Regions from separate parts of the Homo sapiens genome. Here all the other regions are linked to region 4. Evidence: chromatin contacts called from ENCODE Hi-C or POLR2A ChIA-PET data. All regions are on one chromosome and are shown on one strand. Each heading gives the region's core, a stretch centred on a gene start or an enhancer-like site at or near the end of the contact. The rest is flanking DNA. Distances are from core to core; before and after follow the strand shown. Region 1 holds the start of H3-3A-DT (H3-3A divergent transcript). Region 2 overlaps SNAP47 (synaptosome associated protein 47). Region 3 has its middle 21 kb from the start of ZNF678. Region 4 holds the start of COQ8A (coenzyme Q8A). Region 5 holds the start of SNAP47 (synaptosome associated protein 47). Region 6 holds the start of ACBD3 (acyl-CoA binding domain containing 3). Region 7 holds the start of LIN9 (lin-9 DREAM MuvB core complex component).

What was found. A loop is a pair of places that touch in the nucleus more often than their neighbours do. ChIA-PET counts read pairs that join two places held with the same protein, here RNA polymerase II (POLR2A). Pooled maps may share reads with other maps.
Region 1: a loop to region 4 is called in a map of CD4-positive, alpha-beta T cell, with 5 times the contacts of the local background. The contact joins the promoter of H3-3A-DT here to the promoter of COQ8A in region 4. A Hi-C loop is called at or near these places in 1 of 168 maps with a recorded cell type or tissue (CD4-positive, alpha-beta T cell) and 9 of 50 pooled maps. POLR2A ChIA-PET finds 5 or more read pairs at or near these places in 3 of 52 experiments (CD4-positive, alpha-beta T cell, CD4-positive, alpha-beta memory T cell and activated B cell).
Region 2: a pooled map shows a loop between it and region 4 (6-fold over the local background). The contact joins the enhancer-like site here to the promoter of COQ8A in region 4. A Hi-C loop is called at or near these places in 6 of 50 pooled maps. POLR2A ChIA-PET finds 5 or more read pairs at or near these places in 2 of 52 experiments (CD4-positive, alpha-beta memory T cell and activated naive CD8-positive, alpha-beta T cell).
Region 3: a loop to region 4 is called in a map of ascending aorta, with 5 times the contacts of the local background. The contact joins the enhancer-like site here to the promoter of COQ8A in region 4. A Hi-C loop is called at or near these places in 1 of 168 maps with a recorded cell type or tissue (ascending aorta), 3 of 37 single-sample maps with no recorded cell type and 13 of 50 pooled maps.
Region 5: a map of naive thymus-derived CD4-positive, alpha-beta T cell shows a loop between it and region 4 (4-fold over the local background). The contact joins the promoter of SNAP47 here to the promoter of COQ8A in region 4. A Hi-C loop is called at or near these places in 1 of 168 maps with a recorded cell type or tissue (naive thymus-derived CD4-positive, alpha-beta T cell), 2 of 37 single-sample maps with no recorded cell type and 15 of 50 pooled maps. POLR2A ChIA-PET finds 5 or more read pairs at or near these places in 1 of 52 experiments (activated CD4-positive, alpha-beta T cell).
Region 6: a loop to region 4 is called in a pooled map, with 18 times the contacts of the local background. The contact joins the promoter of ACBD3 here to the promoter of COQ8A in region 4. A Hi-C loop is called at or near these places in 8 of 50 pooled maps. POLR2A ChIA-PET finds 5 or more read pairs at or near these places in 3 of 52 experiments (PC-9, WTC11 and naive thymus-derived CD8-positive, alpha-beta T cell).
Region 7: a map of naive thymus-derived CD4-positive, alpha-beta T cell shows a loop between it and region 4 (19-fold over the local background). The contact joins the promoter of LIN9 here to the promoter of COQ8A in region 4. A Hi-C loop is called at or near these places in 1 of 168 maps with a recorded cell type or tissue (naive thymus-derived CD4-positive, alpha-beta T cell) and 8 of 50 pooled maps. POLR2A ChIA-PET finds 5 or more read pairs at or near these places in 2 of 52 experiments (CD4-positive, alpha-beta memory T cell and PC-3).

What each region holds. Positions count from the first base shown.
Region 1 is chr1:226,061,196-226,063,895 of GRCh38, reverse strand. It overlaps H3-3A-DT (H3-3A divergent transcript), which reads left to right and starts at 1,401. Exons shown (of 2, transcript NR_185887.1): 1 at 1,401-2,700. It overlaps H3-3A (H3.3 histone A), which reads right to left and starts at 1,180. Exons shown (of 4, transcript NM_002107.7): 1 at 1,085-1,180. RefSeq lists silencers at 772-841, 1,460-1,625, 1,212-2,061.
Region 2 is chr1:227,761,177-227,763,877 of GRCh38, reverse strand. All of the region lies in intron 3 of SNAP47 (synaptosome associated protein 47), which reads right to left. Among named protein-coding and RNA genes, the nearest start is that of SNAP47, 27 kb to the right of the region's middle. RefSeq lists enhancers at 917-1,006, 1,327-1,476, 1,660-2,410. Within about 2 kb of position 1,282, at least 14 of the 41 ENCODE cell types and tissues checked have a DNase peak (open chromatin) inside an H3K27ac peak, as active enhancers do.
Region 3 is chr1:227,541,346-227,544,045 of GRCh38, reverse strand. No RefSeq gene overlaps it. Among named protein-coding and RNA genes, the nearest start is that of ZNF678, 21 kb to the left of the region's middle. RefSeq lists a silencer at 1,186-1,785. Within about 2 kb of position 1,310, at least 24 of the 41 ENCODE cell types and tissues checked have a DNase peak (open chromatin) inside an H3K27ac peak, as active enhancers do; they include ascending aorta, where a contact is called at or near this core.
Region 4 is chr1:226,939,005-226,941,704 of GRCh38, reverse strand. It overlaps COQ8A (coenzyme Q8A), which reads right to left and starts at 1,411. Exons shown (of 15, transcript NM_020247.5): 1 at 1,306-1,411. RefSeq lists silencers at 1,186-1,345, 1,396-1,705 and enhancers at 1,976-2,075, 2,266-2,315, 2,050-2,700.
Region 5 is chr1:227,734,140-227,736,841 of GRCh38, reverse strand. It overlaps SNAP47 (synaptosome associated protein 47), which reads right to left and starts at 1,407. Exons shown (of 5, transcript NM_053052.4): 1 at 1,343-1,407. It overlaps JMJD4 (jumonji domain containing 4), which reads left to right and starts at 1,540. Exons shown (of 6, transcript NM_023007.3): 1 at 1,540-1,830; 2 at 2,026-2,191. The coding sequence starts at 1,569. RefSeq lists silencers at 1,069-1,358, 1,819-2,018.
Region 6 is chr1:226,185,446-226,188,145 of GRCh38, reverse strand. ACBD3 (acyl-CoA binding domain containing 3) reads left to right here and starts at 1,405. Exons shown (of 8, transcript NM_022735.4): 1 at 1,405-1,756. The coding sequence starts at 1,471. It overlaps LOC101927247 (a long non-coding RNA gene), which reads right to left and starts at 250. Exons shown (of 2, transcript XR_001738504.2): 1 at 213-250. RefSeq lists silencers at 1,504-1,798, 1,435-1,914.
Region 7 is chr1:226,307,824-226,310,523 of GRCh38, reverse strand. LIN9 (lin-9 DREAM MuvB core complex component) reads left to right here and starts at 1,360. Exons shown (of 15, transcript NM_001366245.2): 1 at 1,360-1,415. The coding sequence starts at 1,385. RefSeq lists silencers at 1,008-1,257, 1,678-1,907 and an enhancer at 1,461-2,227.

The DNA.
Region 1 (2,700 bases), core at 152-2,651, 880 kb after region 4:
CGTCTGACTGTTGATGGATTGCTGTAAATATCTGAAAATATTCTTGGTTTTGCATCTTTACAGTTATGTTGACAAAAAGGCGTCTCGAAAAAACAAGAGAGGAACAACAGCTACCACCAGCGAGCATTCTACAAAGCCCCGTCCTCGCGTCCAGTCCTCACAGGCTTCGCAGTGAAATAAAAAGTGCCCCGCACCCAGGCTTTAATTAACGCACGACATCCGCCGACCGGTCCACCCCAAGCACCACATAAACTTTTGGTTTTGCCTCCTTCGGGTCCCTCGGCACAGGGTCCCCCAACCTGCCCGCCTCGCTCCCAGCGCCTCGAGCAGGAACCAACTCGGCTCCCCGACCAGAACAAAATGGAAACAATCGCAAAACGTATCCGATTCCGTTCCAAAGAGACAAAACACCAAATCGCTCGAAAATACCCCTATCCCCTGCCACGTGCCGCCCTCCAAAATGCAAAAGTTTTTTTTGCATTTCAAATGCATCAAGTTTCCGCCTCTCCAAAAAAGGGAAAAAAACGTCCCTCTTTTAAAAATTCTTGCTTTTTTGAAATGGGGAAGAGAGAAACGGGGGAAAAAATATGGTCGGTGACCAGAGAAGAGAGACAAGATGGTGAAGCTTAGCAACAACTGTGGGGAGGCAGCAAAAAGCGAGTTACCCCAGGGTGCGAAGCGGCGGCGATTTCCACCCCTTTCCCGCTCGAAAACTGGGGGCTGGGGCCCGGGGGCGGTAGTTAAGAGGCCCGCGCGGGTCATGGTGAAGGTTTGGGGTCCGGGGAAGGGGCGGCGGGCGGGATTTCACCGAAGAAAGAGGAGCCAGGGGCGCGGGGAGGAGGAGGGAGAGCAGGCTCGGCGCCGCGGCGGTTGCTGCTGTTGGGCTGAGGCGGCGAGAGACGGGGGAGCCGCCGCCGCCAGAGGGAACAGGGAAACTCGCTCCTCACCTCCATTTCTGGGCCAAAAAGTTTGTGGGCTAAGCCGGAGGGGCTATGGGTCCCCTCCCGGCACCGCCAGGGCCCGGCTCGGGGCTGACGGCAAGCGGGGCTCGGTTCCGGGGAAGCGGGCAGACGGGGAAACTTACCCCCCTTCTCCTTCGGCTGGAGCTCGGCGAGCGAGAGGCGGCGCTGGCGTTGGAGAGCGACGGCGGCGCGGCGGCGGCTGCGAACACAATTGAAAGATGGCTGACACCGAGGCTATCCCCCAACACACGCCGCCCCGCCCCCGCGCCGCGCGCCAGCCAATCACACACAATGGAGGGAAGGCTCGGCCCCGCCCCCATAGCTCCTCTCGCGCCCCGCCCCCGCCCTTCCCCCCGCGCGCCCGTTCGCTGGCGCGCGCTCGCCCCTCCCCCGCGCGCCGCCCGCTCCCTCCTCCAGGCCGCCTCGCGCCGTGTGTGTACAAACACAAAAGACACGCTGAGGGGCCGCCGGCTCCCGCCGAGACTGCCGCCCGCACCCGGCCAGCCCCCGCCCCCGGCCCTGCACTCCCATCCCGCTCCGTGTGCGCACGGCGTCGAACCCCCGAAGCCCGGGTTTGGGGCGCCCGGAGGGAAGTGGGGGGAGGGGAAGGCGGGCGGAGGCGCGGCGGGTGAACGCCCGGCCTGCGGGCGTCTCGGGCCGCGGCGGGGAGGGGAGGGAGGGGCTGCCCCCGCGCGGGCCCCGGCGCGCGCCCCCGAGGAGACCCGGGCGGCAGTGGGGGAGGAGGACGCGGTCGGCCGGGTCGCCGCGCCCCATTGGAAAACGCTCCCCAGCAGGAAGCTGGCAAATAGGAATCCAGCGTCCCGCGCCCGCTGTCGGACCTGGCCGCTGCGGCAGCGGGAGGGGCGGACCGACGGCCTCCTTCCCGCCTGCGCGCTCGGCCAAGTGCGGCCGGGTCCTGCGGGACCGGCCCGAGTCCGCCGTAGACAACTTGATCCGCTAAGACTCCTGGGCCGGCCGCCTGCGTGCAGGGCAGCCCCTCGCCGGTGTTGGCCTCCGGGATCAGGGGACGGGGCTCGCTCTCCTCCCGGGCCCGGGCCCCCGACGCAAGATGGCTGTGTCGCGTCGGCCTCTAAACAATGTGTGGAGCGCGCAGCTCCTGCACCAGGGCCTGGTGGCTTGTCCTGCCCGCCCGTGGGGGCCGTGTGATCTGTTTTCGGTAGGATTGCTTTGGAAAGGAATTGCCGAATATAGATAGTCAAATGTCCGCAGCTTCTGCATAGTTTAGAAGAGGCTGAAAACGGCAGAAAGAAGGCAAACGTGGTTTGGGAATTAGTACATATACCTGTTTTCCAATTCTCAGTAGCATAGGAAACGGACTTTTCATGGCCCAAGTTATCCTCACGACTTGTCAGTTGATTGGCTTTGGAACCTCTGAACCGTCCCTAGATGGTATTGACGCTTCACAACTGTGTGTAAAGGTTTTCAATGGAAGGGTCATGCAAATATCCCGTAGGGTAGTGAAGGAGGAAAATTTCATAAATGAAGGGCAGTAATTATTTGTAATCTGAAGATCTCACAAAGCGGCTTAGTGATAAACATTATCCCGAAACAGATACATGGAAATCAGATACGAGGGAAGAAATGGATTTGTCCAAGGTCACTTAAGTGAGGAAGAGACCTAGGAGAAACAAACAGACAAAAATCCAGGCCTCCCGTTTCATTATTATTTCATGAATGTTAAGTGTCCATGGTTGCTGTGCAGAACACATGCAATCTC
Region 2 (2,701 bases), core at 33-2,532, 820 kb before region 4:
GGAGCGGGGACCTGGGCCACCAGCCTGTCTGTCTCCAGCAAGCCCCTTCCCTCAGCCCTGGCCTCCAACACTCACCTGTCACCCAGGAAAGGCCTCTGCTGGGCCTAGTGGGCCTGTGAAGCTAGCGCACAGGTAAGGACAGCGTAGGGAGCTGAATGGAGGAGACAGCAGCTTGTGTGCTCCATCTCCCACTCAACCAATACGCACGCGCAGGTGGGGGCTGAGCGGCATCCTCTGATAGGCTCCAGGCCAGCTGATGCAGTACCCCCAGGCTCCCCAGTCAGCCCAACCCGAGCCCGCGGTGCCACAGCAGGCTCCTGGGTGCTTCAGCTCCAGTGGGAACTTCCCTGCCTCAAAAGACGCCTGGCACTAACGAACTGCAGAGACAACCTCAGCCACCCCAATGCTCTGGTCCTTTACTAACTGCCCACTGCATCCGCCTGCCTCCTGCCCTGTCCTGCTGCTGGTGCTGCTGTGCAGACAGACACACGGCCCGGGGAAGCAGAGGTACAGGCAAGGCTGTCATCAGGGAGCTGGAAGCCCAGGCAGGCCTTACCCCCAAGACAGGCAGTGAGTGACAAAGAAAAATCTCAGTGATCAAACAGCCTTCAAATACGCTGTGCACAGCAGGGTAGAGGCTCACGCCTGAAATCCCAGCACTCTGGGAGGCTGAGGTGAGAGGATCACTTGAGCCCAGGAGTTCAAGACCAGCCTAGGCAACACGGCAAGACCCCATAATTAAAAAAAAAAAAAATTAGCTGGGCATGGTGATATGTGCCTATAGTCCCAGCTACTTGAGAGGCCAAGGCAGGAGGATGTCTTGGGCCCAGGAGATTGAAGTTACAGTGAGCTATGATTGCACCTCTGCACTCCAGCCTGGATGACAGGGCAAGGCCCTGTCTCTAAAAGAAAAAAATAAATAAAAAGAAAAAGAAAATACTGTGCATGTCCCTTGGTAGGATGTGTGGGAAGGAAACCTCACCCTGTGGCCTTCCTCCCAAACCACAGCCCAGGCCGACTGCAAGAAAATCTGAGACAGAGGCTGCTGTGCAAGCCCTGGCCCAGCCTCCAGAAGGCTGTCAGAAGCCACAGGGCCCAGAGACATGTGAGGAGGGTGATTGTGCGGTCCTGGGTGCTCCTCAACGCAAGGACGAGTGTCTAGAATAAAATAAAACGTGCACTTGGCACGCAGCCCTGCAGAGGTCTCTGGAAAGGCTCCCCGCCCCGGGTGTCCCTCCCTGACAAGCGCCCATCCGGTGTCGCGAGGCTGCCACCCTGTGGCCACACGTGCACCAGCGCTCGTCCCAGAGGCAGGGATTTCTGAGACATCCGTCATGGTTTCCACCTCCAGGGAGCCCACAGTTTCCAGCTGAGAGCAGTAAACACAGGGAAGCTGGCACAGAGTCCCTGTGCCTACGCATGGACAACAGCAGCAGGCGGCAGGCAGAGGCAAGGCCTCAGAGCCACAAGTGCCCCACAGACTACTGAGCTCCCATCAAACGGGGCGCCGCCTTCTTGCTAACATAGCACCAGGCAGGGCACCACACGCTCCAACCCCTGCATGGAGCCTCTTCAAGAACACCCTCTGGAGGCACAGCTGCCCCCATGAGACCAGCACTTACCTGGACAGGCCAGGTTGCCCATGGGGGTGAAAGTGAGCACGGAAAGGTGGCACAACAGTCCCCCACAGGAGCAACAGTCCATCTCACACATGCAGCAGGTCCCTGTGGGACTGTGTGCTGTGTGTGCCACATGGCAAGATGGCTGCCCCAGGTACTCAAAACACCACGGGCCGGGTGCAGCTGTGCAAGTGAAAAGACGGTGCTCGCTGTGGCTACAACCCACACTCAGGTGACCTGAACTAAGGGGGCCCTCCTAGCCGAGCAGGGAGGGTGACGCCATCAGTCCTGAATCCTGAATGCACGTTGAGGCCCCCAGAAAAGGTGATAGCCCTCTGACCTCAAACGGCACAGATTGCAGGAACCCACTTACAAACACCAGCCTGCGGAACACAGGAGTGCTCGCCACCACGGTGCAGCCAGGTCGGCAACATGGCAGGGCCACTAAACACACTGAGTGCTTCTCTACTGGGACCCTGGAGAGCAGTCCTGAACTCCACAGAATGTCACAAACTTCCTGCCTGACGCCACACATACCCAGGGACCCCTCTTCAGTCCCCACACCACCAGTCCACAGCACGTCACATACCTCCTCCCTGAAGCCACGTGCAGGAGTACGCCTGTACCATTTACCTTGAATGTGGGTGAAGACCTCTGCTTCCTATGCTTCTGTAGCCTGTCTCCCACTAGGACACTCGGGTTCAGGCCTGCACTTTAGTGACAGCAGCTCATGGTGACCTTTGATCTCATCTTGATCAATGGATTTCATTACATTTCACACCACATGCTCCATTCCATAGGGGTCAATGCCTCTCTTTGCAACCCCTGACTTTAAGACATATACAGAAAGGTGGTAGGTTTTCTGTGATTCAACTACGTGCTGCATATCTAAGGTGTGCACCTTTCATTTTTAGGGTGTGTATTCAGCCCTGGGGCTCATGGGACTCAATCTATTATTATGTGTATTTCTTTCCGAAACTTGAAGCCATCTGGAATAGCAAGCAAAACATTTTCATGTTAGAGAAACAGGTTATAGGAACTGAAATCTTTCTCTTAAGAGAAAAATTAGAGAAACCGAAAGG
Region 3 (2,700 bases), core at 61-2,560, 600 kb before region 4:
AGCATGCAACTGGGCATGACTGGCACTAAGACTTCAGGGTCTAGCTGGCCCTGAAAAGGTGACAACAGGACAGAGTCCAGACGAGCCCCTCCACACCCCAACCAGCTGCCAGGCACACATGGTGCCCCTCACTTCCCCAGAGGCCCCAGGAAGGGCTCTTTCTTAATCAACACAATGGGGGCCCCACCCACACCCACACATGCAGTGGTGTCCACACATATCAGAGAATGAAATTCCTGCTGTGCCGATATGGGGGACGAATTTCCCTGCCCCCACATTCCCCAGCTTCATCCCCACATGGCGCTGAGCTTGGGGTGCCCAAGCCAACAGCCCATTGATGCAGCAACCCGAGGGATGCTGTGTCTTGAAGGGACCTGTGAGGCCTAGGGGGCATTTCACAATCAGAGCATTTCCCTGACTTTGTCATTCACCGGCCCTCTGCCTCAGTTTCCTCCACTATGACACAAGGAAGAAATCCTGCCCCACAGACCTGGGGTCTCAGCGAGGCCACCACACCAGGTTAAATGGCTGGAGTGTACAAAAGCCGGGATGAGAGTCCCTGCCCGGGGTATCTCGCCCTGGGACTGAGATCCACCAGTCCATGGCCAGGCCAGCCTGTCAGGGAGGGCTCCCAGTTCCAAGTCCCTGCAGTTGAGGCCCCCAGCGCATTGGGAGGCACAGGGTCGGGTGGAGTGGAACAACGCCCCATCATAAGAGCCCTGGGCAGACCTTAGAGAACAAGCATTAAACTGAGACTCGAATCTGAAGCCAGCTCCGCCAAAAGACTTGGCTTTGGGGTGATATGAGAGCCGGGGTCAGGGAACAAAGCGTTCTGGTTTTAGGCCCACAGGAAGATCTGTGAAGCGCTCTTGGGTAGAGCACACGTTGCCGGGTATGTGCTTGAAAAGAGCCTAAGAAGAGGGGGCGCCAGGAAGGAACCCCGACGCCTAGGGAGAGTCCAGCCTTCCCGCTTCAGCACCTGGCCACATTCCGCAGTTACCCAAGCCAGAAAAAAAAAAAAAAATCCAGAGGCCAGGGAGGCTAATGGGGCTTTACTGGGACTATTTGGCCTAATCCTCCAAACAACCCTGCCATAGCAGCCCATCAGTCCTCTGCGACAGGTGAGGAACCTGAGGTCCCAGGAGGACACCCAGAAAGTCTAGGCGGAGCCCCGCAGGCCTCCACACTTCCCCGCGTGGCAGCTCCAACCCCAGCTTTTTAACTAGTAAGTCACTCGAGCAGCTGGGCCACTTCCGCTCCCCCCGCGGGGAGGCAGCTTCGCGCTGCCGCCTGGCTGGGGACAGGGACGCCACCTCCCGCTGGCTGCCACCAGGGGGCGCGCCCGCAGGGTCCCGGTGCCGGGCGGCGCATGTGCAGCGGCCAGCGCACCGGCTCCTGCCCTCGCCGCGGCCTCTGCCAGGACCCCGACACCCCGCCCGACCCTACCCTCAAGCGGGGCTGCGGCCTCACCGTCTGCAACAGCCGCTCCGTCCGGCATTTGGCGTGCTCCCCGGGGCAGAGGCCGCGGTGTCCTCAGGCTGTGGCACCAGCCTGCGACCCCCACGCCCGGCTCCGGCCCAGGAGGAGGAGGGCGCTGCTCCCCGGGTAGGGCGACCGGTCACCTGGGCCGGGAGGGCGGCGCAGGGGCGGAAGCGGCTGTCCGGGCTGCTGCTTTGGACTTCTCCGCCCTCTGGCCGGCCCGGCCGCGTCGCCCAGGGCTCCAGGGCCGCCTGGCGCCACCCTCTCCCAGCGCCGCGGTCCCTCCGGTACCTCCCTGGCGGCTGCGGAGCCCTCCTGGGACAGGGTCCATAAACTCTCTAGAGCGGGAAGTCGCGCAGTCGCGGGGCCGTCACGGGGACCGCTCGAGATCCGAGCCCACTGGGTGCCCCGGACCCTTCTCTCGCCGGCCCGGCCCCGCGCCCAGACCTAGCGGCCGCTGGCGCCTGGCCCGCTGCGTGGGTCTTCGGTGAGCTAGCTGCCCACCCAGTGCTGCGGCCTCGGCTCCCGCATGCGCGCTCTGGTGGTTCCTTGCTAGGGGCGACCCTGTGGGCCAGCTTCCCACGCCCGGTCCCCAGGCCGCGCCCAACCCGGCTCCCTGGGCTAGGGTACTGGCTCCTCCTGGGGGCCGTGGGACTGGGAGGCAGGGGCGTTAAGGGAGACGGTGGGACCGAGGGCAGCCCCTGCTGAGTGCACCGCGAGGTCGAGCGCAGGCCTCTGTTGCACAGTGCGCGGCTTTTGCTGGGACTGTGCTGGGGCTCAGAGGGTGGTATCAGTGCCAGAGGCGATGTCAGGGAGGCTTCACCAAGAAGAAGCCGCGGAGCTGACCCCTGGGGTGTGAGCAGGTCTTCTTCAGGTGGAAGAGGGCAGGACCGAATTGCAGGTGGAGTCAACTGTGTTTTCGCACACCTGGGGGGTGAAGGGGACGCAGTCTGTCTACCTGACCCGTGAAATGTAGGAGACTGTACCCCAGAAGCAGCGGGTTTACTGCTGCATTGATTAACCAAGTCTGGAACAAACATGTAGCTAAGCTGCGAGTTCTGTGCCAGTGGTCCCAACACCCACTCCCCCAGGAAAACACAGCTTTGGAGGTTGGGTGCTTGTCAGGCCTCAGAATGGAGAGCAGGGGCCAGAGACACCAAGCAGGGGGAACCCACCCTAGGCCTCTTGAGGGACGACGATGTGGGGAGCTGGTGGCAGAGC
Region 4 (2,700 bases), core at 162-2,661:
CTCCCAGGTTCAAGCAATTCTCCCACCTCAGCCTCCTGAGTAGCTGGGATTATAGGCGCCCGCCACCACATCCGGCTAATTTTCGTATTTTTTTTTTTTCGGTAGAGACGGGGTTTCACCATTTTGGCCAGGCTGGTCTCGAACTCCTGACCTACGGTGATCCACCCGCCTCGGACTCCCAAAGTGCTGGGATTACAGGCGTGAGCCACCGCACCCAGCCGCCTGAGTCTTACAGATGCTGCTCCTGTAGCTCCCCTTTTGTCTCTCCTCGGGAGAAAGGCCTTCCTCCAAAAGAAGAGTCTCCCAAGAGCCCTCCTGCCAGGATGACCTACCCATCCACAGCGTGACAACTGGCAGGCTGGCATCAAGGAATGTTCAAATCCTTTGGCAATCAGGTAGGCCTGGCATGACCAGCTACTCAATCCTGTCACGTAGATCCAAGGCCCAAGTGAACGTGCACAAGTTTTTCAACAGGCTGTAGGCCCGACTCAGGCTGGAAGACTGCACACAAGCCTCTCACCCTTCAGGAACCTGACATCTCTCACCCAAATGGGGAGTCCCAACACCCAAACCTGCCCCTGCAGCACTCCCCATCGCCCAAAGAGGGTTTGGCAGAGGGGCTGTTACCTCTGTGCAATGGGTGAGAATGAGCCTCGGAAAGGTTCGAGTTTAGGGGAGTAAGCCCAAACCACTCACAAGACCCCCCAGAGTTTGGAGAAGAGGAAAGGCCAAAGAAAAGCGAAAGGAAGAAAGGATCAAAAAGGATCCCCTGTCCCAAGTTCACACAAAATTCCCACCTGCGAAGCCCAACAGCTGGCTCCAGCCAAGGAAGTCAAAGTTCTCACCCAAACCTGCAGCCAGCGGCAACGAGCCTAGAGCCCCAGACACACAGTGCAAGGGGGTCTGGGAGTGAAGAACAACATTATTAGAAAGCGAAGCATCAAAGCTGTATTGGCGACCAAAGGGCATGGGCAACGGGCATTCGGCAGCGGGAAGGCGGTCGGGCAAGCAGCGGGCGTGTTCCAGGGACCCAAGGCTCTGCACGTGGCCCTCGTCTCCTCCCCGAAGCAGGAACGAGGGGCTGAGGTGGACCCAGGGACGTGAGACGGCTGCAGAGGACCCACCCTGCAACTGAGGCGCCCCCACTGCGTCCGGACCTGAGGCTCGCGGCCAGCGAAACTCGCGGGGAAGCTGCGCTGTCACATGAAGAGAATGCAAGAAGGGCTGAGGTGGGTGTTGACCCCAGCTCTGGCCGCAGCCAGACGGCGCCTGGGCACGCGGCGGGCCGGCGGGTGGCAGCCTTACCTGGCTGCAGGAAGCTGGGATCCGCGGTCACCTTCTAGCCGCCTCCGCGCCCGCCTCTGCGCGCTGGCCACCGCGCTGACGCCCGCCACGCGCTCCGGATCTGTTTACCAACTCGCCCGCTCCGGGGGAGCCCCAGCTCACAAGCCCCGCCCCGCGGGCCGCTCCCATTGGCTGCACCGCCGTCCGCCTGCCGAATGCCGCTCTGCGCGTGGGAGCGTGCTCGGCCCGTGCTCCCGGCCCGTAGCCAATCGCGACCGAGAGCGGAGCAAGAGGAGCCAATGGGAGGCTACCTTAGCGGACAGGGCCCTCCTGTTCTCCTTTTCCCCACCTCCCGGCTACCTTTCTCTCTAGCAAACCGGGGCTGGAGGCCTGGCTTTGGAGTTGCTGGCCTGCGCGCATGCGCCTTGAGAACGGGAGCCTTTTTCACTGCGATGCAGTGTGCGTGGCCGCAAAGGCACCCCTGCGTGCTTGTTGCCTCCAGACTGGTGCTTGCTGGGCCTCTGCGCGGGCCTGGGAGGGGAGGCTGTGGACCAAGCAGACGCGACTGCGGGGCGTGGAGGGTGCCGCCGCTTTAAGGACCGGGCGATGCCTGTTCTTTGCTCCTCTCTATGTAGCAAGAGCCCCTTGCCCAGGGTCCACAAAAAGCACTCCGAGGAGGGGAAACGCGGCGGGCAAGGCCGCGCACTTCCACTTCCGGCCCTTCGGCCGGGGCCCTTCAGGCTAAGGATGCTTGTTTTGTGTGGCGCCATCCTCAAAACAGGAAGCCTCTGCCACCCGCGCCCCGAGGGTAGAGAGATAGTACCCTCACCGGAGTCGCTGTCCGCCCGCCGGTCTCGTCGGCGTGCAGGTGCCCGCAGTCGCTGACAGCCGGGGTTTTGGAGGGCGCGCAGCCAACACGGGATGGAGCTCGGGTGCAGCCCTCGGCGTCCCCGCCGAGCAGCCCTGGGAGGCACCGCCACCAGCAGCACGCAGATTTGCCCCGTCACTCCCTCCTTAACGAGAAAAGGAACGTATGAGCCAAAGTCGGCTCGACAATTTCCACTCAGATGACCCCAAACACTGGTCTGCAGCTCTGTTAATCGTTCTTGTGGAAAAAAGAAATAACAATTTAGTTTTTCATGAAATGAAATACTCAAGCCAAAGGATTGTTCCTTATTCTGAGCCTCCCCCCGCTTTTTTTTTTTTTTTTTTTTTGGTATTGTGAAACGAAAATTCACTCTGCCAAAAGGAAAAAAAATTAAACTGAAAGCTGAGTCATGCAACTGCCTTTCCTTTTGTTCCTAAGCAGATAGCTACAGATTAAAGGTGAAGTATCTCCACTCTATGTTCACCTTATCTTGTGTAAAGTGCCGATTTACTGAGCGCCAAATACATAACTGTTGCCCTACCTGCTCC
Region 5 (2,702 bases), core at 158-2,657, 800 kb before region 4:
CTAACAAAACCTCTAGGCAGGGCCTGGCGCAGTGGCTCACACCTGTAATCCCAGCACTTAGGGAGGCCAAGGCAGAAGGATTGCTTGAGCCCAAACGTTCAACACCGGCTTGGGCAACACAGAGACCCTGTCTCTACAAAAAAAAAAAAAAAAAACAAAAACAAAAAAACAAAACTAAGCTGGGCATAGTGGCTCATGCCTGTAGTCCCAGCTACTTGGGAGGCTGAAGCAGAATTAAAGAATTCATCAAGCCCAGGAGGTGGAAGCTGCAGTAAGCTGTGATGGTGCCACTGCATACTGTCTCAAAAAAAAAAAAAAAAAAAAAAAAAAAAAAAAAAACTGCTCTGGGCTTACCATGCATTTAGCACTTCTTTCTTTGGTATCCCAACTGGTCCCACCTGAGGATAGTGTGGGGAACTCCCTTGCCGCCACTTTTGGGGTAACTCCAGTTGCAAGTTTGGCAAAACACTCCTCATGTCACTACTCCGATGTCCTCCCACTTCAGCCCTGCTCATGTGTACACAGCCCCAAATCCCTACCCACACTCCCACCACACCTTCATTTCACACCCTCCCTCATTCCCCACCATCTTCTCCAGACACCCGTCATCCCCTGGGGCCCCTTGCCATGCCCTCCAGGTCCCCTGTGGGCCCCATTCGCCCATCTAGGTTACCCTGCCCCCTCCAGCCCTCCCACCATTTTCCTCCAGGTCCCCACCATCCTCTCTAGATCCCATGTCCCCTCCAGGTGCCACTGATCCCTCCAGGAACCCACTGTCCCCATCCCTTCCAAGTGCTACCGTCCCCTCCAAATCCCCACTGTCCCCTCCAGGTCCTCAATGTCCCCATCTCCTCCAAGTGCCACCGTCCTCTCCAGGTCCCCACCGTCCTCTCCAGGTCCCCACTGTACCCATCCCCTCCAGATCCCACCGTCCTCTCCAGGTCCCCACTGTCCCCATCCCCTCCAGGTCCCACCGTCCCCTCCAGATCCCGTCTCCATCCCCTCCAAGTGCCACCGTCCTCTCCAGGTCCCCACCATCTCCTCCAGGACCCTACCATCTCCGCTAGATCCCACCATCCCAGGGCCCCCCAGCTCTCCCTCTGGGTCCCACCGTTCTCTCCGGGTCCCATCATCCCTGGGCGCCCCCGCACCGCCGCACTCCCGCCCCCAGAACCGCCTCTGTCCCCGCCCCTCTCCCAGCGCAGCCCGCATACCCCCCACCCCCCGGGGATGCGGGAAGGAGGGCTCGGGCTGTGTCAGCCACAGCGCGCGGACTGAGCCGAGGGCGGACGCTACGGCTTGGCTTGGGCCGGGCGCCCAACAGACCAACACCGTCGCTCACCTGAGGGACGCCAGACGAGTCCCAGAGCCGACCGCGGCGCCTCGGCCGCTCGGCGCCTGCGCAGTGAAGACCGCGGCGAGCCGCGCGCATGCGTGCAGGCCCGGAGCCCCAGGCGCTGGCGGGGCAGAAACGCGGCGCCCTGCGTCTTCTGGTTCCGAGGCTGGTCCTCACCGTTTCCGCTCCGGCGGAAGTGAGGAGGAGGGTCCTTCGACCCGTGCTGAGCTGGATGGACCGCGAGACGCGCGCCCTCGCCGACAGCCACTTCCGAGGCCTGGGGGTCGATGTCCCCGGCGTCGGCCAGGCTCCGGGCCGGGTAGCCTTCGTCTCGGAGCCGGGCGCCTTCTCCTACGCCGACTTTGTGCGGGGCTTCTTGCTGCCCAACCTGCCCTGCGTGTTTTCCAGCGCCTTCACGCAGGGCTGGGGCAGCCGGCGGCGCTGGGTGACGCCCGCGGGGAGGCCCGACTTCGACCACCTGCTACGGACCTACGGTGGGGCGGCGGCCGCAGACCCCGGGCGGGGAGGAAAGGCCGGCGGGACCCAGGCCCGGGAGGCCCCCGCCTAGAGAGGGGCACCAGGGAGGGTGAGGGAGGCCAGGCGCGTGGCCCCTGGAGAGTTCCTCTGCAGACGGTTTGGAGTGAGGACGGGGCCCAGGGAGATGGCATGGACCGTGCCTTTCATTTCAGGAGACGTGGTTGTACCAGTTGCAAACTGTGGGGTCCAGGAATACAACTCGAACCCCAAAGAGCACATGACTCTCAGAGACTACATCACCTACTGGAAAGAGTACATACAGGCGGGCTACTCCTCTCCCAGGGGCTGTCTCTACCTCAAAGACTGGCACTTGTGCAGGTAATGGGGCTTGGGACGCACCGAGGCGCTGCCTTCCCTAGCGCTGCGTGAACCCAGAGGCCTTTCTGATGAAGGTGGCCCCTGGGTGCACAACGGAGCTATTTTTCCCCGTGAGGCACTTTAATCAGTTTAAAAGAAACTGGATTGTCTTCCGCATGGCTGCAAGTGTTGTTCTTTGGGAGGTCAATATGGTTTTTTTTCCTTTTTTTTTGAGAGAGATCTCCTCAGCCTCCCTAGTACCTGGGATTACAGGAAGGCGTCTCCACTCCCGGCTTTTTTTTTTTTTTTTTTTTTTTTTAAAGAGACTAGGTTTCACCATGTTGCCCAGGCTGGTCTTGAACTCCTGAGCTCAGGTGATGCATCCACCTCAGCATCTCAAAGCACTGGGATTATAGGCATGATCAGTACTTTCTAATAAGCAGAACCATTGTAGTCAGACTGCCCCGCCCCCTCCCCCGCCAGCAGCGTCTGGCTCAGAGGAGGGTCTGGGGCTCTTTGGGGGCTGCAGCCA
Region 6 (2,700 bases), core at 156-2,655, 750 kb after region 4:
TAGCACATCCATGAAACTTGAGAGAGGTTTCCCAAACTGAACAATAACCCTAAAAAAGTACGTTAACAATATCAGTAATGAGTTGTGATGCTGAAATAAATTTATAAACAATTATTAAGAAACAAATTTAATCAGCCATGCTGGAGAAAAGACTGATCTTTCTCTTTTCTTTATAGAGAATTACAAAATACGCCGGGCGCGGTGGCTCTCACCTGTAATCCCAGCACTTTGGGGAGGCTGAGGCGGGCAGATCACATGAGGTCAGGAGTTTGAGACCAGCCTGGCCAACATGGGGAAACTCTGACTCTACTAAGTTTACAAAAATTAGCCGGGCGTGGTGGTGAGCACCTGTAATCCCAACTACTTGGGAGGCTGAGGCAGGAGAGTTGCTTGAACCCGGGAGGCAGAGGTTGCAGTGAACCGAATTGCACCACTACACTCCAGCCTGGGTGGCACAGCAGGACTGTCTGCAAAAAACAAAAAAAAAAAAAAAAAAAAAAAGTTACAAAATAATTGTTATAGGAAAAGGCAATCAGAAGTACGCAGCCAAAACAAAGGTGGGAAAAATGATCATAAATGGTGCTCCCAAAGTCTGGAAACACAGGTGAATATACATAATGTCGGGGGCGACTTCAATCTTTTAGAAAAAAATAGGTTTCTGGGCTCTCAGACGCCCTGTAGAAGAATATCAGGCAGTCAATGAAAATATTACGGTTATGTGTGTGATGTTTGTGGGTTTTATTAACTTTTAAAATATCATTTGTTTTTTCTTTCTCTTTCTAAATATACATTCACTTTCCTACCCTTCTGCGCGTAACTTTTTGTACTCTTTCCTAATGAGGGTCCCCACAAATTGTATGAGCTGCGCTTCCTGCAAAACCAGGATCAGCCCCGTCTGCAACCTCAAAGTCACTGAATTTCTCTGCAGTCTCAGTTTCCCCTTTTAAAAAAATTGGGAATTTGCCCTGCATTTCCTTAGAGTTGCTGTGAAGGCCAAACGAGATGGTGGTGGGCAAAAGAGCTCTGCCAACCACGCAGGCCCCTGCAAATGTGAAGGGCCTCTGACCTGGAGGGTTGGGTGCTGGCCGACCTCGTCAATCCTCCCTACTCCGACCCCCGCGCGGGGCTCCACTGACCCCGCCCCTGCTGGGCACTGACAGCCGCAGCACCGAACCGAGCGGTGGGGGTGGTAGCACCCGCCCACCTGGAGCAACTGGGATCCGAAAGGATGGGGTGCGGGGGAGGGGAGTTCGGGACCAACGGGAGTTGGGGAGCCTGAAGGGTGGTCGCTGAGCCAGGGCAACTGACGATTCCGGAGGGGGTGGGGCGCCAGGCCTCAGCCCCTCTCCCGGAGCCCTCCAGCCTCCTCAGCAGCGGAAGTTCCGGTGTCGGTAAGCGGAGGTCAGAGGTCAGCAGGAAGTCGATACGTGGCTGCCGTCTGTCCCCGCTGAGGAGGTGCAGCAGCCGGAGATGGCGGCGGTGCTGAACGCAGAGCGACTCGAGGTGTCCGTCGACGGCCTCACGCTCAGCCCGGACCCGGAGGAGCGGCCTGGGGCGGAGGGCGCCCCGCTGCTGCCGCCACCGCTGCCACCGCCCTCGCCACCTGGATCCGGTCGCGGCCCGGGCGCCTCAGGGGAGCAGCCCGAGCCCGGGGAGGCGGCGGCTGGGGGCGCGGCGGAGGAGGCGCGGCGGCTGGAGCAGCGCTGGGGTTTCGGCCTGGAGGAGTTGTACGGCCTGGCACTGCGCTTCTTCAAAGGTGAGCCGGGCCAGCCCCACCCCCGCCGCTTCTGCCCGGCCCCGGGAGCCCGGCGTGGGCTGTGGTCCCCAGGGTGACTGGACCAGACTTGCCCTCACCCACTCATACTGGGCTGTGGTGACTCAAGCGGGGTTCCCTCCTTGGGGGTACCCGAAGTTTGTCACTACCCGCTTGGCCACTAGGTCACACCCCTGACGGGCCTGCAACCTTGGTTTAGCAGTCATGTCCCGCCTCCCAGAGGTTACCGGGACATTTTACCTGATTTAGCTTCTGGGATTTCCAGGAGCCCTGGTGGAAGAATGAGCCCACTTTCTTCCAAAGGATCCCATTCTGGGATTGCCTTTTATTATTATTATTTTTTTAACTGACGCTTTTCTTTTCCTATTTCCCATGGCTTGTCACATCAGAACCCGCCGATTTTTACCCTTAGTGGAAGAAATCTGTCAAGAGGTTCCATACATAGCTTTTCCAGCCATTCTTGGGAACCATAAACTGGAACAGGACTTGATCCCCCGGCAGATTGATGTGGCAGAGAGGAGGAAGTAAAGTGTTAAGCTCATCATCCTCTCCGGCTTGTCAAACTCTTGAGGAGAGATGTCCACTATGTTCTAGTAACTTCTAGGTGGTTAAAATTTTACATTGTAAGCAATGTGCAAGAGTGAATTCTCAGAGTAAGGCCTAACAGTACCTTCTGTGCTTTTCGCATAATTAATTGTTAAATGTCTCTTGTCTTAGAGCAAGATTGTAGTGTGCGGTTTTTTTTTTTTTTAATTGGGTGATTCACTTAGTCGAATGGTGGAGAGACCAATCACATGATTTTTGTCAGTGGGAAAAACTGATGAAAGCCCGTTAGTTTGATTCTTAAAGATACTTAGTCTTGTAGGGCGAATGGACAGGGAGGGACATCAGCAAATGCAACTTTAAAAGTGGTTGCTAGGTTCCAC
Region 7 (2,700 bases), core at 111-2,610, 630 kb after region 4:
TTCTTCCCATCGAGGCCCTGGGGCTCCAGAGCCCACCCGCTGCACCTCTCTAGCTACCAGTGCAGGCATCTCTCTTCTGTCCTTTGCATGCCCCAAATAAGCTTCTTCCTGACTGGTTTCTAGGCTCTCATCTTGTCCCCCACCAATCCATTTCCCATATTTTTGTTCTAAAACACAAATAGAAACGTGCCCCTCTTACACCCGACTTTTCCACTGCTCCAGTGGACTAAGCAAGTTCAACTCCTTAGCCTGGGCGGGCCTCTGTGTACCACTCTGTCACCTTAGTCTACCGCCTTTTAACTTTGTAGTTCCTGGAATTCACCCACGTTGTCTTTTGACTGCTTAACGGTCTCATTCCTCCAACCCCCATAAATTCCTGGAGAAAAGGATTGGAGCTCAATGACATTCGTTAAATGAATTTTTGAAAAGCAACAGTGTTTTATTACTGGAAAGTGTTACAGACAGATATTGTGAAATTTTTCCTTGGGCTTCTTTCAATTTCGTTCAATTCTCGTCCAGTATTCTCATAACATTTGGATCAGGTACTTTATCACCTTGTAGTGTCACTGTTCCTTTCTGTATCCTCTCGAAGCCTCCTGTTACTCGTTTTCTAATTCTCTTCCAGCCCACTGCACGATCTAGTGTCGAATGGATGAAACAGCTGAGCAGAACAGTTCTTTAGCTGTCGGCCTAAATGACCAACTTCATGACCTCTCAAGGTCTCGCTCCCCGGCTGCACGCAGCTCAGCTTCCAACATTCGGGAAAGGCGTGCCCGGATCGCGAGGGGCCGCTGGGACCGAGTCCCGGACGTCGCGACGCGCAGGGGGCTGCTGCGGCCGGCGGTCTCGGGAAAAGTGAGGGGACGGAGGCGCCCAAGCAACGTGGGTTTCGGGAACTGTGAGTATTTCACTTTGCGTAGAGCCCCCTCGGGCAATGCGACCCAGAACCGAGGGCTTCTTTCCCCCCGCCGGGGCCTCCCTCCCGTTCTCCACTCGGAACAAACAGCCTGCAGTTCCCGCAGCTGCAGCGCGGGCCGCGGAACATGCGCCGGGAGCGGGGCCCGGGCGGGACTCCGGAGCTGGTACTGCTCCCCCCGCGCTCCGGCGCCGGGCCTCGCCGTGCGGCCTCCTTCCTCCCTTCCTCCCGCCCGGCTCGGCCGGAGGCGGCGGCGGAGGGGCGAGGCGCGGCCCCCCTTCGGCGGCACCTCCTCCCCGGGCAGGCGCGGGCGGAGCCGGGCCCGCCTCAGCCAGCCGCGGCGGGAGCAGCGCAGCGCGGCGCCGCGGGCAGCGAGCTCCGCATTCGAACCTCCCTCGCAAAGACAGTCTCCGCCCCACAATGCACCGCGGCGGGCAGCCTTTGAAAAAGCGGCGCGGCTCGTTCAAGATGGCGGAGCTCGACCAGTTGCCTGACGAGAGTGAGTAGCACCTCAAAGCACCCCCCCCTTTTCCCGCCTGCTGCTTGCCCAGCGGTTGCACCGGCCGGGACGGACGGCCGTGCCCTCCGCTGGGCAGGTGGGCTGACTGCCAGCCCCACTGTGGTCCCCTAGTCCTCCCACTCCGGTGTTGCCGCCGCGTCGCCGCCTTTGTTATGGTGTCTGTGTGTTGGTTTCTGGGGTTGTGTGAGCGCCAGGGCCGGAAACCGAGAGCCCGGGAGTCCAGCCTGTGCCAGGCGGAGGCGGTGGCTGCTCCCCTGGCGCCACTCCGGCCCCCAGCCGAGGTGGAGGGAAGAGCGGCCCCTGGGCGCGGGGGCTGTCCTCGCCGCCTGCACCACTCGCCCGGCGCCGAGAGACGCCCGCCGGGGTTATGTAACTCGCCTGTCCCGGGGCCGGGGGAGGGCTCGGGCTGGGCACGGGGTGGTCCACGGCCCCTTCTTCTTGCCCCAGCCTCTGATCTTGTCCTGTCACAGCTCCTGCCTCTACGGGCACTTGTGATCTTCACTGTCCTCCCCACCCCCCCACCGGTGTGTCCACCCCTGGAAGTGTTTCCGTGTCAGAGGGTTGGCCCCTTCCCCTGGGACCACAGGTGGCTGTGGACCTTTCCTGAGATCATCCAGCCCGGATACTCAGTGTTCAGGTAGACCCCGTCCCGCAGACTTTATTCTATATGTGTCTTAAGAGCCATAAAGGTACCTTTATGCATGGATGTGACCAACACAGCGTACGTGTACCCTGCCTGACACCCACCCTAGGGCATTGCCTCCCCTAACCATGTTTACTCACCCTGACATCTAAGACATGTATGCTCACTTGTGTTGAGTAAGTAAAAGCACCAATTCCATAGTTTAAGGGCAATGGAACTTAATTTTGTAATTTACAATATTGCATAAATTATATGAAAAGACAAATATGTTATTTAATTACAAAAAAAAGTCCTGAATCCACTTTCACTATTCAGTTTATACATATTTGTGAAAGGCTCAATTACTATTGAATCTTATCTATGCACAAGGCAAATGGACTTAAAAATGAGGACTCAACATACTACCGATTCCATTTTCTTTGTGAGGTCATGTGTTCTTAGTAAGTTATAAAGTTAAAAATTCAAGTTGCCAAGCTGGTGAAAAGTCGTATTAAAAGTGTTTGTGTTTTAAATTTGATAGAGAGCAGCACTAAGTCCCCAAGGAACTTTGTCCATGATAGAACTGTTCTCTTTTGTGATGTCCAGTAGGGCAGCCAAGCTACTAGCCATATGTAGCCATGG